Linked DNA regions of Homo sapiens: region 2 is linked to region 1. A link is a loop called in an ENCODE intact Hi-C map of the cell type or tissue named here. Cell type or tissue: K562. All regions are shown on one strand. Each heading gives the region's core, and the rest is flanking DNA. Links, peaks and the distances in the headings are about the cores only.

Region 1 (8,338 bases), core at 106-8,105:
AAAGGAGATGGCAAAGAGGTTTGCCCCCACAGACGTTTGCATCTGGTTGGTTTACATCTGTTTTAGGTTTGCTGCCCTGTTCAGTTCTTGGCAATCTCTTCAGGAATCTGATAAAGCTAATAAGGAAATTTATTAGCATAAGCTCACTTCCTGAGTTGGCCTGCCTACACTTATCTTACAGAAAAGTCCCAATTCCTCCCCAACCTGAGCCCTAGTTTTCTCACCATAGGGATATTACAGCACGAAGGGATTAATATAAATAGAAGGCATTGCTTTAAGCTCTATACTTCAGTGGTTTGATAAAGTTTGAGGAAAACAGGGATAACTCAAGTATGTTGAGGATCAGTGATTTCACATTTAAAAAGTATAAAACTTACTTATAGTCTTGAAGAGAAAGGATTCTATAGGAATGCAAATTTATCGTTATCGCTGGTACCATATCCAAATTTCTTGCCTACATTTTTCTGATCCAGGCTATTAAATTTCATATTAAACTAGAATAAAAAAGATATTCATTAAAAAGAGCTTGTAAACAGATAAAGGTTGAAAACAGTGAGTATAGGAAACTCCACACAAAAAAACCCACCACATTTTAGGATATTTTTACAAATGATAAAGACAAAGTCAGGATGTAATAATACTAGCAGCAGAAGTTTAAATTTAAGTGAGGACTGAGCATCTATTAGGCACTGTTCTACCTGCTTTCAATGTATTTATTATCTTATGTAATTCTAATAAGAACCGTTGGCCGGGCGCAGTGGCTCACGCCTGTAATCCCAGCACTTTGGGAGGCCGAGATGGGCGGATCACGAGGTCAGGAGATCGAGACCATCCTGGCTAACACGGTGAAACCGCATCTCTACTAAAAAAATTCAAAAAATTAGCCGGGCGTGGTGGCGGGCGCCTGTAGTCCCAGCTAATCGGGAGGCTGAGGCAGGAGAATGGCGTGAACCTGGGAGGCGGAGCTTGTAGTGAGCTGAGATCGTGCCACTGCACCCCAGCCTGGGTGACAGAGTGAGACTCCATCTCAAAAAAAAAAAAAAACAAAACAAAAAAAAAACAAAAAAACCCTCTGCAATAAGTGCTGTTCTATTCCTATTTTATTGATAAAGAATCAAGAAACCAAAATTCTACAGTATGTATTGGTGTATACAAAGAGAATGGAATGCACATAAACTCGAGGATATCACAGAATTAGTATCCTAAATCCTAGGACAAGGATGTTGAAAAGTATTTAGTAGACACAGAAGACAATGAAGTTTATAAATTTGATACAAACAGGAAAGTGAGTATAACAAAAAGCATATTCACAAACTCTAATAGGTGGTTGGCTTGGCTTAAGGAACTCTAAAATAACCAGCTATGTTTGTTTTGCATGTTTTCTTAACTTATTGCTCCTTGGTGTGCTGAAAAGCTTTTAAATCTCTGTGGTACTTATGCACTGTGGAAAGAGCTTGGCCTTGGGCAGCTTCCATCTTTGAGAGAAATTGTCTGCAGAGATCTGACATATTGGTTTCACATATATTATGTTACCGCCACTCTAAACGTAAGTAAAATGAACACATGAACAGATGACAGCAATGATGATAATATTTTTGGAACAACAGCAATATTCTGTGCTTTGATTGGACAGAATTGAGCTTGACATGGATCATATTTCCCCTTTTAAAGTTAACTTATGTTTTTCTTTTCATTCTGCCTAGAAGAAAGCAGCTAAAATAGCAGTCAGCACTCTCCTAGCATTTGGCTGGTGATGGTGGACTGTTTATTTGGTTTTAAGAAATATATTTTAACTGTGGCTGTCAGTAAAATAGAGACCTTAGCATACCACAGGCACCCACACTATGAACCACAGACCACGGAAAAGCACTTAGTAGTTATATGTAATCAAATTTGTGCCATCTGATACAGAAGAGTGCCTCACTATTTATGGGAGCACTATAACACATCTTTTATAAACCGAGAATCTATTTGTAGTGTGAATGGTCTCTTACTCTGTTTTAAAGTTTGATTTTTTTGTGTAGATGTGGTCTTCCTCAAGTAAGACACTTTTGGAAAGTAAACCTAAGGTAATCAAACATAATGAACATTCATTCATTCATTCAACAATGAAGATATCTGTATTAAGGACTATGCTGGGTAAGTGATTGCAAGGAGGAAGTGCTTTAATGCCCCTCAGGTACTCGACTAAGGCCAGGGAGGAGAGAAGAATTCTGATGTGTTACATATTCTTTTCCTGCAAAGTCAAAAATGAAACAAACGTCTTTTCTTCTGTAACATATCTATCCAATAACTTCTTGAAGGCAATGTTTTCTTCTGTAACACAGCTATCCAATAACTTCAAAAGGCAATCTTTTTAAAATCTCCTTCCCACATATAACACACAGCACAAAAATGTGATGAATTTGTGTTGTCACGAAATATCAAAAATGTCAATGAGGAGAACTTGACAAGTCCCGGGGATCTGAATGCCCGGAGTCCTAAACTGTACCTAGAGTCTTGCAGCGTCATAGCCAGAAGGGACTTGCGATTCTTGTGCCCACTCCACTCTACGGTCCCGTTCCCTCTTTCGTTTTTCAGAGGAAGAAACTAGTGTTCAGAAAGGTAGGGGAAGGATCTGAAACTGGAGCTAGGCTTTTTGATCTTCAAACTTTTTAGGTGATTTGCTGGATGAGTCTGCTCCTCCTCTTTTGCAGGCAGGAAAGCTGTATAGAATGACAAACTTTGGGTTTCAGGGGATGTTCTCTCGTTCTCTTTTAGTTAAACTTATTATAAATAACTCGTAAGCAGAAGGTGTGGTGGCAATGGATGATGGACGGTAAAAAGAACTTCCCCAAAGGCTGGGCGCGGTGGCTCACGCCTGTAATCCCAGCAGTTTGGAAGACCGAGGCGGACGGATCACTTGAGTTCTGGAGTTCGAGACCAGCATGGCCAACATGGTGAAACCCTGTTTCTACTAAAAATACAAAAAATTAGCCGGGTGTGGTGGCGAGACCCTGTAATCCCAGCTACTTGGGAGGCTGAGGCAGGAGAATCGCTTGAACCTGGGAGGCGGAGGTTGCAGTGAGCCAAGATCGTGCCACTGCACTCCAGCCTGCCTGGGCGACAGAGTGAGACTCGGACACACACACACACACACACACACACACACACACACACACAAAAGAACTTCTCTAAAGACAGCCCGAACAGACCCACTCGGGGTTCAGGGAATTTGCTCTTCCCTTGGTCCTTAACTGACCTACCACTCCCCAATAACTGCGCTCAGCCACTCTTAGGATTTGGCGGGTGGACAGGCGAAACTGCGGATCCCAGGATGCAGTTCCCCCCTTCATCACCTGTGTAGCCCGGTCGCTACCCTCACTGCATTCTGGGAAATGTAGTTTCTTATCAGTAACGACAACGTCTAGGAAACGTTTGGCCGTCAGGTTGGAGGGATCCGCCCCTCCACTGGCCCCGCCCCAGGTTGCTTAGGAGATAAGAGACGCCGAATCTTGGTACTTACGTTCCTGCCGGGCAGGACAGGTGCATAGGGAACTCCTCAGAGGTCTGTACCTCGAGGGCTCCCATGGATAGCCTTGACAGATCCTGCCAGGACTGGTGCGACAGGAAGCAACACTGGTTGGAGATCGGACCACCGGACTTGGTGGAGCGCAAGGGCTCCCTGACCCTCCGCTCCCATCACAAGAAATACTCGAAGCCGGTGTTGGTGTATTCCTGGTGAGCGAAGTCCCCTCGCAAGTTCCCGGGTGCTGCGGGGAGGAAAGAGAGGGGAAAGGATGGAACAGGAAAGGAAAGGAGAGTCAGAGAGAGGGGACAGGAGTGGAGACGACAGAGGAAACGGAAAAAAGAATGAGAAAAGTGGGGGAGAAATGTAGAGAAAGAAGGAAATGAGAAGAAAGGTGAGAAAAAGATGAGACGAGAGAGGAATGGGAAGGAGGAAAAGAGAGAAAAGAAAGAAAAGGGAAAGAAATATTTTCAAAGGAGAAATAGAGAGAGTGGGAGAGAGGGTTGGAGCAGAGAGGAGGAAATAGGAGAGCCTTTCAGGGGCAGCTCCCAGCCACACACTGGGCCACGCAGCAGCCAAATCCCCGCCACCTGAGGTTTTAGCTCATTCACACAGAGCGGGTGTGTATAAATAGGGGGTGAAAAGGGGGTGCTGTCAGAGGCCTGGAAATCACATTTCTGACACAGGCACTTACTCATAAAAGGAATTAGAGGCCAGGGGCACAGCAGGAGGGAGATGCCTATTTAGAGGACCAGCCTCCAGGGCTGCCACTTCCTGGGGGTAGGGTGTACATGGAGTGATTTGAACGAGGCCCCTCATATTTTCTAGGCTACATACAAGAACTTTTCTGGCCAGAGACTGCAAACTGGCATCTCCCACTGGTTAAGGCCAACAGACATTGTTTGGCATGAGCTCTGTTTACTTTTTTTTTTTTTCATTTTAATTAGTTGGCCACATTTAAAACTAGGAGATTCACAGTAAATCCAGGGTTGTATCTTTGAAAATTTGAAAGTCTTGGCCAGAGAGGATTTTATTTCTCTGGGGAACTATGAATGTACCAGAGCTGAGCACTGGCTACACCTTAAGATGGGTGTTGTTCTGTCTTTAGGAACTTCCCTCGTGTAAGTTCTTGCTTGGCCCCAAGAAGCATTTGGTTTACTTCTTGTGCTTTAGAACTTGACCTGGAAATTCACTTTCTCTTATTAAATATCACAGTGACCAATAGCAACACTGTGATGTATAACTGGAAGAAAAGTGGAAACTTTTAGGACTTTTCAAATTCTTTCCCTTGAATTAACTTTCCTGGCTCTGCTGTTGATAGTAATTACATTTGGAGTGGTTGGAATATTTGGGAGGGGCGTGAAGAAAAAAAAGAAATGAAAAGAAGTCACAAATCTTGTCTACTTTATGTTTTTGCTTTTGAAAGAAATGAGTGATTTTGACTCTAGCCCTAAGGCTAAGCCCGACTTCATCCCATTCATTCATGTAATATATGCGACCCCTGCAGTTTCTGTCTTGCAAACTTTCTAAAGCCTATTCCCTGCTTTCCAACAAGTTTACCTTTCTGCTTTTACTTCTCAACCCTGAAACTGTCTCTCTTCCTCCTTTGAACTCAGTATGAGAAGTTATACAGATTTGGAATCCAAAACTACACTGGGAAACAGAACATCCTCTTTTAGCCTCATATAGGGCTTACCTCATAGCTCTCAAGCAAAACACTTAGCTCTTCTGTGACTCTGTTACCCCACAGAGATTTGAGTCATACCATAAATCACCACTAGAAGTTATTGTTAAAGAGAAAGACTTTTTGCAAAGGGACAGTGCTTCTGCTCTCTGCTGCACCACTATTACTTTGAAAATTGCATTGTGAAAGTTACAGACATCAATAGCAAAACCACAGAAGAACACAAATGAGAAGAAGGTGAGGAACCTGGTGAGGAGAGAAGGATAGTGGAACGCTGTAAGTCATTCCAGCCGCTGCTGAAAATATAGCGGGACCTCATGCGTTGGTTTTAGAAGGAAGGCTGGGGAACAGGAAGACTTAAATTCAACCCAACATACATTTGTGTGTCATGCACTTTGCTACATGTTGGGGACATAGAGGTAGAGAAACAGATTCAATGAGATAAATTTTATAAAGCATTTAGCATCATTCTAGGAAAATCATAAGTTGTCAATAATATAGGGTAGCTGTATGAGTACATTTTCATACAGCTATAAATAAATACTGGAGACTGGGTAATTTATAAAGGAAAGAGGTTTAATTGACTTACAGTTCAGCAGGTCTTGGGAGGCCTCAGGAAACTTACAACCATGGTGGAAGGCAAAGGCAAAGCAAGCACCTTCTTCACAAGGCAGCAGGAGAGAGAAGGGTGAAGGAGGAACTTCGAAACGCTGATAAAACCATCAAATCTTTTGAGAACTCACTCACTATCATGATAGCATGGGGACAACTGCTCTCATGATCCAATCACCTACCTCCCTTGACACATGGGGACTACAGGTCCCTCCCGATGTGGGGATTACAAATCAAGATGAGATTTGGGTGGGGACACAGAGTCAAACCGTATCAGTAGCTAACACTATTGATTTAGCATAGCATAATGGTTAAAACTCGGGCTCTAGGTTTGAAAACTAACTCTCTTGCTGTGTGTTGCGGCAAGTGACTTGACTGCTCTGGGCCTGTTTCTGCAACTGTAAAATGGGGATGATAGGATTATTATAAGATTACATGAGGTATGATATGTAAAACACCCTTTAACACATGGCCTGCCACATATTAAGAACAGTAGAAGTTAGTTTCGCTCACGTGCATTTGAAGAGACCACCAAACAGGCTCTGTGTGAGCAACAAGGCTGTTTATTTCACCTGGGTGCAGGCGGGCTGAGTCTGAAAAGAGAGTCAGTGAAGGGAGATAAGGGTGGGGCCGTTTTATAGGATTTGGATAGATAAAGGAAAATTACAGTCAAATGGGATTTGTTCTCTGGCGGGCAGGAGTGGGGGTCACAAGATGCTCAGTGGTGGAGCTTTTTGAGCCAGGATGAGCCAGGAGAAGGAATTTCACAAGATAATCTCATCAGTTAAGGCAGGAACAGGCCATTTTCACTTCTTTTGTGGTGGAATGTCATCAGTTAAGGCAGGAACTGGCCATCTAGATGTGTACGTGCAGGTCACCGGCGATATGATGGCTTAGTTTGGGCTCAGAGGCCTGACAGTTAGTTATATGTATTAGGACATGGCCATTGACCTCAAGGAGCTCCATAGGGCAGAAAAGGAGAATAATATCAATAAATTCAGTATCATCTGATTTTTGCAAAAAAGAAATGATTATAAGAAGCAGAGGTAATGGTGTGGTGGGGAGGTTGGTTCCTGAGCAGGGTTTTGAACTAAGGATAGGGACAAAAAAGAACAGGCAAGTGCAGTGGAATAGTAAAGAACAGCCCCACAGGAAACAGAATTCTTTTTCAATAGTTGACAAATACAGTTGATCCTTATTATTTCCGGATTCTGTGTTTGTAAATTCACCCACTTGCTACGATTTATTTGTAAGTCAAAATTAATACTTGATGCACTTTTGTGGTCATTTGTAGACATTCTCAGAGCGGAAAAAAGGCAAAAAAATTTGAGTTGCCCTACGTGCATGTTCCCAACTGAGGTCAAACAAAGCAAGCAACGCTCTGCCTTTTTGTTTCAGCTCTCATACTGTAAACAAGTATCCTTTTCATGTTCTATTTAATGCTTTTTTTTTTTTTTGCATTTCGTGCTTTTTGTTTGCTATATGGTAAAATGGCCCCTAAGCATCATGCTAAGCACAAGAAGACTGTGACACACCTTACAGAGGAAATGCATGCATTAGAAAGCTTCATTCAGGTTTAAATTATAGTGTAGTTGGCAGTGATTTCAATGTTAATGAATCAACAATACACGTTATGTAAGGTGTTTTTAAACTGAAACACACATAATACAAGGTTATGTCTTGACTGACAAAAATATTGTGACCAGAGGCTCACAGAAACCTAACCTTGTATTTCTGTATTTGCTAATTGAGTGTTTGAGGCAAGTTTATAGAATATAAAGATAGCAAGAATTGACTGTGAAATGTGAGAAGCACTAGCATTTTCTGTGCTGACTGTATTGCTGGCATACTTGTTCTTCCGTATCCAACCAGTCACCAAGATTTGTCCTACAAAGCTGAATAAAATTCAGGTTGTGTAAAATTCTAAATTGAATGATGTCATTGACTTATTTTTATGCATTTTGGTCATAATTGTTAGCTTTCTATTGATTTGTTTTATGATAGATTAAATTTTTATTAAATTTTAATATCTTTTATTAGTGATTTCTTATTTAATTGATGAACACTTAATATCTATAAACACACCATTAGCATGGCTTCTCAACAGAGTATTTAATCAGTTAAGTGACTGTACATATAGGTACAAAATAAAATCTGTATCTGGGAGAAATTCTGACTTTCCTCTGATAACACAGTTCAAACATTTAGATATTTTTTCCTGTGTTTCTCTTTATCTGGCATGTGATACAGAGCTATTTGACCTCATTACTCATATTAAAATCCGTTGTGTATAATAGACGTGATAAAGTAATATCTCCAAAATCCTTTTTAGGGGATACCTTTGGTTCGTTACTAGGATAAAACATTGCCAAAGAGCCACCTCTTCCTTGCAACTGAAGTGGTCGATAGAGCCATATCACCCTTATCACACCTTGATGCTTCTGAGCCAGAGATGCCTTTTCTAGGAATTATTTTACCCCACTTATTCCTGTAGCATTTATGGAGCCATATCATCAGGTGATTCCATTAGAACT
Region 2 (8,338 bases), core at 332-8,331, 75 kb before region 1:
CTTAGTCCTATATACCATCAATTACCTTACTCTTTAGGCTGTTTCCTGTTTGTTTTTAACGTTATAGGTGATACTACTATAAACATTTTTAAAAACTTTTTGTCTTGTAGGCTATTTTCTTGGGCTATATTTCCTGAAGCAGAACTACTATGTCAAAACAACTTAAAAATCAGTATGACTCCTACTAAGCATTTCCAGATTGTCTTTAAAATAGACTGTATCTATTTATACTGGCAAAAGGAACATGAGTGTACTTATGTCCCTATAACTGACCTATATATATTTTTAAAAATGAATGTGACAGATAAAAAATTACAATTCATTTGTTTTAATTTACATTTGTTAATAGAAACATTTTCATTGTTTACTACATATAGTTCATCTTATGAACCAGCTATTCACATCCATTAGCTATTTATATTTATGACAGAATTCCTATACATTCAAATAAGCACCATAAGCCTCTATTTGAAAGAACAAAATTAGCAAAGTTTAGACATATTGTCTTTGTCTTACTAAAACTGAAAAGAATTTTAGGATTAAGGTTATCTATCTAGGGGCACAGTACTAAATTAAGGCAACCCTACCAAGCTCTTATTAAATGTCATGTAATAAAACAATACAAATAATTATTACCATTTATTTAGCATTACTGTGTATGAGGCATGGCAGTAAGCACTTTATTTTATATTATTTCACTAAATTCTCATAATCACAATCCAAAATATTCTTATCCCACTTTTCAGATAGGGAAACTGAAATTCTGCAATTTAAGCAATTTGCCCGTAGTCACCCAATTAGCATGTGGCAAAGTCAACATCAAAATTGTTTCCAACAAGTCAATTATGCTGCAAACAAAATGTCTGCCTACAATAATTGGGACATTTTCAGTGTTTAAGTAAAATATAAACTTTTTAATATCTAAGAGCAAATACACATAAACACATCCAATAGTCATTTAAAAATATTCTAGCTAACAATAAAATCAATTATTTTATTCTATCTTAATAGGAGATTAACATTTATTTGGGGCCCATGATTTCATTACTAGTGAGCATATTGGAATATTCAATTCAAATGAGCAACAAACAGTAGGATCAGTACACATTTATTTTGACCTCCAAGTCATTACATACATTACAACACAATATGCCTATGAAGAATAATTAACCTCTTCATTTTTTTACTTTTAGTAGTTTTTGGCACTAACTTAATGTTTATCAAGAAAAATAAATATAATATTCTATGTCACTATTCATTTAATTCCACAAATATTCCAAGTATTGACTATGGACAAAGATTAAAGTAGGCCCTTAGGACTGAGTGATTGAATGTAATGATAAACAAGACCTAATTTTGCCTCTAGGTTATCTTCAAGTTGGAGAGACTATATAAACAAATAATTATATAAGGCAAAATAATTATGAAGTAGAAACATAAACCACATTTTGGGGCCCACCAAAGAAGCTGCAATTAATTCTTAGTGGAATTATACATGGAAGACTGTAAATAAATAAAGTGGTCACGGCACCACCTTACCATACTGGAAAAAGTATGAGCAAAGATAAAAATGCATGGAACTTCACACATAGTCTGCTCTCTAAGAGATTATGGATACCAGAGCATGACTACAACACAAGGTACTGGTAAAATGTACCAGGAAGTGAAACCTTCTGAAACCTGGTCTCAATCTCCTGATCAGCTTGGCCTTCCATTACTTTCCTTTACATGTTACATTCCACCTGAGTCAAACTCCACTGTCCTATGAACACACGTCCTACCCGCCTACCTTCTTTTCTCGGAACATAATTCAGATTTACCTGCTTGCTATTCTTTCTGGCTCATGTCTTCCCGTCTCCTAATATTTAACAAAAAAAAAGTTTAAAGGCTTTCCTAACCTACCTAGTTGGAAAAAAATCTTTCATCTCTGCTTTTTTTTTTTTTTCTCTGAGACGGAGGCTCACTTTGTAGTACAAGTTGGAGTGCAGTGGTACAATCTTGGCTCACTGCAACCTCTGCCTCCTAGGCTCAAGCGATTCTCATGCCTCAGCCTCCCCAGTAGCTGGGACTACAGGCGCGTGCTACCATGCCCAGATAATTTTTTGTATTTTAGTAGAGACGGTGTTTCACCATGTTGCCCAGGGTGGTCTTGAACTCCCGAGCTCAGGTGATCCACCCGCCTCAGTCTCCCAAAGTGCTGGCATTACAGGTGTGAGCCACTGCACCTGGCCTCATCTGTTTTATGCGTATCTTACTTTTGTTACTTACATAAATATTGTCCTCTTAACTGGACCACAAATTTTTTGCACGCAGGTCCTCTCTAATACATGTTCAAATTATTCATTCACTCAACAAATTTTGTAAGCATCTACAATAAGCCAGGTACTGAGCTGGCTGAAGATGAGTAAGCACAGTCCCTGGCCAAAAGCAGCTCCATGTCTGACCACAGCACAGAGGAGTGGTAAGAGGATAGGCCTTCCTTAAAGCCATACTACCTGGGTTTGAATCCCAGCTTCTCCACTTACTACCTACATAACCTAACCTCTTGGAACCTCAGTGAAACAAGGACTCACTCAGTGAAACCTCAGTGAAACATCAACCTCATGGTGTTGTGAGCAATGAAATTCATTCCATTTCTCCACAGCTTTTTGACACACAGTGAGTACAATTAAACGCCATCACTGACTGACAAAGAAATGAGTATTTTCAACATAAGTAAGGAAGTCTGGAATAATGAGGAGGTTGTTCCTTTAGTAAAACTGTCTAAATTTCCAAACTTGTAAAATACGCAGCAATAACAAAAAACCCCTTTGTAGTCAAGTAGTTACATGGAAAGGTTTGTAAATGATGGGAAAGCCTCTGGAATTTCTTTTGACATCTACAATTTTCTAAAAAGTGATTATTCTACCTAGGTAAATTAGCATAGTCCCTTGGAATCTCCCTTTCTACATTAAAGAAAATGTGTCTGACCAATGGTAGCTGCTATTTGTTTGTACTTCTAACACAATTTCCTTCCTCCCTCCATCACAAGTGAAGACAAGAAGTCCATCCTCCATGAGAGACTTCTGTACAGCAGCACAAGGCAAAAACTAACACAGCAAGTACTTAAGTCCCCGCTTTTCATTTTATGGTTATGTGAAGATACAGGAAGACTTATCAAAGTAACACTTCCTCTACTGGCAGGTCTCTCCCTAAGAGAGCAACAGCAGCTACTGGGTTCAGACAGAGCCCAGCTCCATCACTTACTGGGAATTCTTGGGCAAATCACTTAATCTCTCTAGGCCTTAATGTCCTTCTCGTATGTAAGATGGAGCTATCATGGGTATATTAGATGATTAAATCCTTGAAGTGTTAGTACAGTCTCTGACATACAGTAAGGACTGAATGGTAATTCCTGTTACAAAGCCTGTATTTTCTAGTCCAGTTCCACAAATGATATTGGGACTGGATGCCTCCAGAGGGAGCAAAAGATCCTCCTAAGCTGGCTAAGCAGTGACTGCTGAGCAGAGGGATACTTTTTGACTTTTAAGAATCTTCGAATTTAAAACATCAACAGCCTTGACCACCATCGGTGGTACCTAGTAACATATACAACCATAGGCCCTTCTCTTCTCCTCTTTCACAAACTGCTAAAACTTCCTCATTCAGGACTCAGGCTCAGACAAGACTTCCTTCAGTAAATATTCCAGTCTGATATAAGAAGCTAGGGGTAAAGTGCAATGACAGAAATGAGAAAGGACTAGGAGAAGAAACTAGATTAGAAGTATCAGACATAATTAAAGAATCTGATCCTCACAACAACCCTCTGAGGTCTTGATTAGTATTTCCTTCTTTTGGTGTGGAAATAGGAAGAAAGAGGTTAAGTAATTTGCTAAGTCATTGCTAAGTGACTTCAGTGTGCTGACAAGTTCAGTTTAAATCCAGGTCTGCTGTCCTGCAAAGCAGATGCTCTTTCACTCTACCACACTACAGGCAATAACTTTGCCTTCTGCAGGTCAGGACTGAACCAAAGACCTGAAAAAGAACATGTATAATCAACGGTTGTAACTATTTGACTCTCTCAATTTCATCAACAATACGCCATTTCCTCTGCAGTTTCACCCAAAAGACATGAGCTACTGAAATCTCCACAGTCTCTTGAAATTAAACAGGTCTCTCTCCAAACAACAGAACATATACCAGCAAATAAATGTTCCTTTGTTACACACACTACAATATATGACTAACCCATCATCACGCCACAGGGAGAAAAAGAAATCAGGGCACATTATACATAGAAAAGTAGCTAAATTTCAGCTATAACAAGGAGAAGATAAAAGGATGCTACAGAAGTTGGAGAAAAATCAATATGCTTTTCTTGCTGCACTGCATTCTAGAAATGGCCCAAGGCCAGTAGTCACCTGGTAATGGTCACTGGATTTGACAACTGTCTCTAACAGAGAAAGGTTTTCGTGCATCTAGAAATAAATTCAAGGCCAACTTAAATCAGTAATTCTTTTCCTCCAAAATACATTCAGGTTACCACAAGAAGTGAAGCTTGAGTTAAAGCTATATGGTAAACACCAGAGAGGCCTTGTTTATTATAGTACACAGTCACAGAATCAATAGCTAGACTAAGCTAAAAACTCTTGCTTACAAACTCTTGTTACTCGTTTGACAAATGTCTGTTGAACATGTAAAGGTTCTGAGTAAATAAAAATGATCCACAATCCCTTTTCCTAATAAACTCACATTCCAGCCAGGAAAAAGGTTGTTTAATCAGCTAAAATACAGTGTGACAAGTGATACTATTATGCAAGCCATCTGAGTAAAGGGCTTCCATAAAAGAGCAGGGAATAATTATTGCTTCCTGAAGCAGTCAAAAAGGCTTCACAGTGTTAAGTGTGTGTATGTGTATGCACGTGCATGTGCTGGCAACCACACTGATAATGCCAACATTAAGACATGAGCCTGGCCTCAGCAAAGGCATGGAAGTAAGGCAGTAGTACACACAGAGTCAAAGAATGGAAGAATGCTGCTTGTGGCTGTAATGAACATATGTATCAAATAGCTGCTAACATAAATGTTTCTAGGGTTCAAATGAACCTCAAAAAAGTAGCAAAGGAAATTTGACAAGAAGTATCAACTAACACTCTGCCGCAGTGTCTCAAGAGCTTGAAAAGGCTGTGATAAACTGGAACAGACATGCCCAGTTACGAAGAGTAGAGGCTGTATGTCCCAGCCAACTATTGCCAGGTAGAAAGTTGTATACTCAACCAAGCCTTATGATTTTTCAAGTGAAGACAGAAATCAGATTTATCCAACTAATAAAAAGCAATTTTTAAGACATTATACAAGCCACACCAAAATGTATCTAGATTAGCTTCAGCCTGTGTGCTAAGAATCTGCAACCTCTGATGCTGAATATAAACTGGAGGAAAAACTGGGGACAGACTGTGAAGGCCCTTGAATACCATGCTAAGGAGTTTCGACTCTACGTTGACCCTGTGGGTATCATGAAATAAGATGAGCATATAATGTATTTCAGAAAAGCGTGGTCAAACTGTTTTTAAGAAATGCTGTTCAAGCGTGTCTGAAATGACTGGCTACTGGCATAATGGACATGGGTCACAAAAGAGCCTGGAAAAGGGGTAGACTGGTTATGAGGTAATAACATTTGTCTGGATGAGAAATAATGAAGGCCTGGTCAGCCAAAGAAATGGAGAGCAGAAGACAGCTTTTAAAGAGAGAGCTCAGATATAGACTAAGTGGGGGCTGTGAAAAAGAGAGAGGAGCAAGAAAAGATGGCAGGAGGGCACTCCTGAAGAGTTGCACCAGAGAGCTCTGTCCAGAAAGAACTCCAATGCTGTGGTCTTCCCTCCTGCTTCTTATATCTGTTATGGATTTCTCAAACATCAGAATTACAGAATCAGTCCTCTCCCAAACCGAATGTATTACTATCACAGACTTAAAAAAAAAAAAATCAATCTCTAACTAACTAACTAAACAGGGATAATTCCTAAACATCTAAGGAATTCAGCAGGTTAATGAAAACAAGAATTCAGTTTGGTTAGGAAGAAAAAATCTATCCCAGGAGTAAAGGTCACCTTCAGTTACAGAATACATTTTTAGGTGGATGCCTAGGATTCTTGCATGATCGATCACACAGACAGACATTCAGAAACTGTCACTTAAATTGTCATCTTTCTTCACTTGGGTCTTCTTATAAATATATATTCTCTATAACAAATAATTTTAAAGGTGTAGCATTTTCATGAAATAACTGCTTTTTCCTAACATTTTTGACATGTTTTTCTTAGCAAGATTCACCTCTGTGCTCTAATTGCTTCAGTTCTTAGGTTTGGCAGAATACTCTTTTATTTTCAGATATCTTTTTCTGTCAAACCCAAAATTCACTTTCTTATATTTACTGATAATACAATATATAACCTGAGTAGTATGTGACACCATACTAAATTATGCTATCCACCCCCCTCAAAATAGTCAAATTAAAAACTGCTTCCATGGGGATGTAGGTTAGGATCAAATCAAAAGCTGCTTTTGTACACATGCACGGTTGCAGCTGAATTCAAAGTTTAGATGCCAGCTATTCATGTGAGTGAGCTTAACCATTTAATATTCCGCAAGGTTCCTTATGAGCCTACTAAAACTAAAACTATGTGGTAAGAAGACACAGCAAAGCCTGCAATAGTGTCCAGAAGGACAAAAACAGAGAAATGGAGAGGACTTGGAAGACCACAGAAAGGGTAGGTTGAGCTAACATACATAAATGGGCAACTATAGCCTCTCACTTTTTAAAATTCAGTTTCTTTTCTATAAGATAATCATTCTATCCCCTAACTAAAGTTAGTTATACATTGGTTCGATTATGCATTTCTGTGCACCAGAATATAAACAGTACAGCTTTGTTTGGCAAAAAATAACTTGATGGAGTCATATGGTGTTACTTTTTACCTCAGTGTTACTGAAAACTACAGCACGGTGATGGAATGCAGAATTAAAGAGGGTCTAACAACAGATAAACTTGCTTACCTTTAAGTTTATCCCTAAACCCATGCCTTAAAGTGTATGCCATAAATTTGGGCTATGGCTAAACTTAGGCACAGCCTTCTAATAAGAAAATATATAACAAAGGACTGAGTGAAACAGTCACACAGAAAATAGAAAACACTGCTCATTAAACCTTCAGAGTCCCTTTCTATGGTATAAAAAGGGAAAAGTGTTATTAACCAATTAATGACAGTATGTTACAGATAGTGCTGACAGAAATTCAAGGAAATCAGTATGTCATACATTAGGCAACACTCTTCTGTACATCTCTCGCCCCCAAAGAGATTATCACTCAACTGTAAGCTTCCTGAATAAAGGGACCATGTATTTATTCATCTTTTTATCCCCCACAGTACTCAGGACAGCATCTGGTATGAGTAGACCCTTGGTAATGGCTACCAAACTGGCAACTAAAATTCTCTAGGAAACAAAGTTCTTATTCAAAATCAGCCTCCAGGCATATTGAGCGCTTTTGAAGGTACTGCCGTACATGGGAAGGGGAAGAAGCTTTACAAAAACAGTAAAGGACATGGTCTTAAATTAGTCTTCTCCCAAAAAGTGAGACCTGAGGTGGGCATACAATGATAAACAGAATTTGTGCACATGGAGGCTTAATATGGCAGAACACCAAGAAAAGAGACCAGATGGAATGATTAGGGATTGTCTGATGCAGTAAAAAAAAAAACTGTCTGAGAGAAATGGAAGAAGTGAATGCCGGATAGTTTTGTTTTGCTCATTTCAGCACAGGAACAGGATACAAACGGCCAGAGCTCAACTGGAACTTGCAGTGGAATGGCACATCCATAAATCACTGGGCTGGTTCATAATATCACTACCACTATCATGCCTACATTATCTCATTTGGACTACTATGAAAATGAGTTTTGCTGCCTATAAAAATACTAAAGGATTAGAAACCAGAGACTGAGCCTATAGGGACTAGAGTCTTCTTCAGTGACATTCAGATTTTTTTTTTTCCTTCAAATGAAATCTTACCAATGACCCCAATACATAAACTGATAAAATCTGAACTGCTCTGGTTACAGGAGGTGCCCTGAAATTCTGCTTGAGGGCTTCTATATAATCACTGTGGTTGTAAAATTTGTCCAGGTGAGTAGAAACTACTCACTTGACAGAAAGGTTAGCACCCACCGAGACAGTGAACAGAAGAAGCAGAACTAGAATCCAGGAATGCTGACACTCAGAGAAGGGCTCTTCCTACTATATTCCATGTCGCTTCTAAAAACCAAATGAAGAAAATATGATTCATACTTACCATCTCTGTTCA

Evidence for each region. Hi-C counts contacts between places; a loop is a spot of excess contacts. Peaks named below come from ENCODE experiments on the same cell type or tissue, not always from the same donor. Only the 100,000 strongest peaks of a DNase experiment are listed, where the experiment ranks them.
Region 2: it touches region 1 in a loop (2.9-fold over the local background); 8 of 110 quality-filtered maps call a loop at or near these places.

Annotation. Positions count from the first base shown.
Region 1 is chr9:69,817,312-69,825,649 of GRCh38, forward strand. It overlaps CFAP95 (cilia and flagella associated protein 95), which reads left to right and starts at 3,506. Exons shown (of 6, transcript NM_001010940.3): 1 at 3,506-3,720. The coding sequence starts at 3,569. CFAP95-DT (CFAP95 divergent transcript) reads right to left here and starts at 3,428. Exons shown (of 2, transcript NR_038833.1): 1 at 3,339-3,428; 2 at 2,094-2,956. RefSeq lists a silencer at 3,422-3,481. In K562, for the core only: a CTCF peak has its summit at 5,003; a DNase peak (open chromatin) is centred at 3,380.
Region 2 is chr9:69,742,455-69,750,792 of GRCh38, forward strand. PTAR1 (protein prenyltransferase alpha subunit repeat containing 1) reads right to left here. Exons shown (of 8, transcript NM_001099666.2): 2 at 8,327-8,338. Among named protein-coding and RNA genes, the nearest start is that of PTAR1, 13 kb to the right of the region's middle. In K562, for the core only: a CTCF peak has its summit at 3,443 (motif pointing right); no DNase peak of the experiment used is centred there.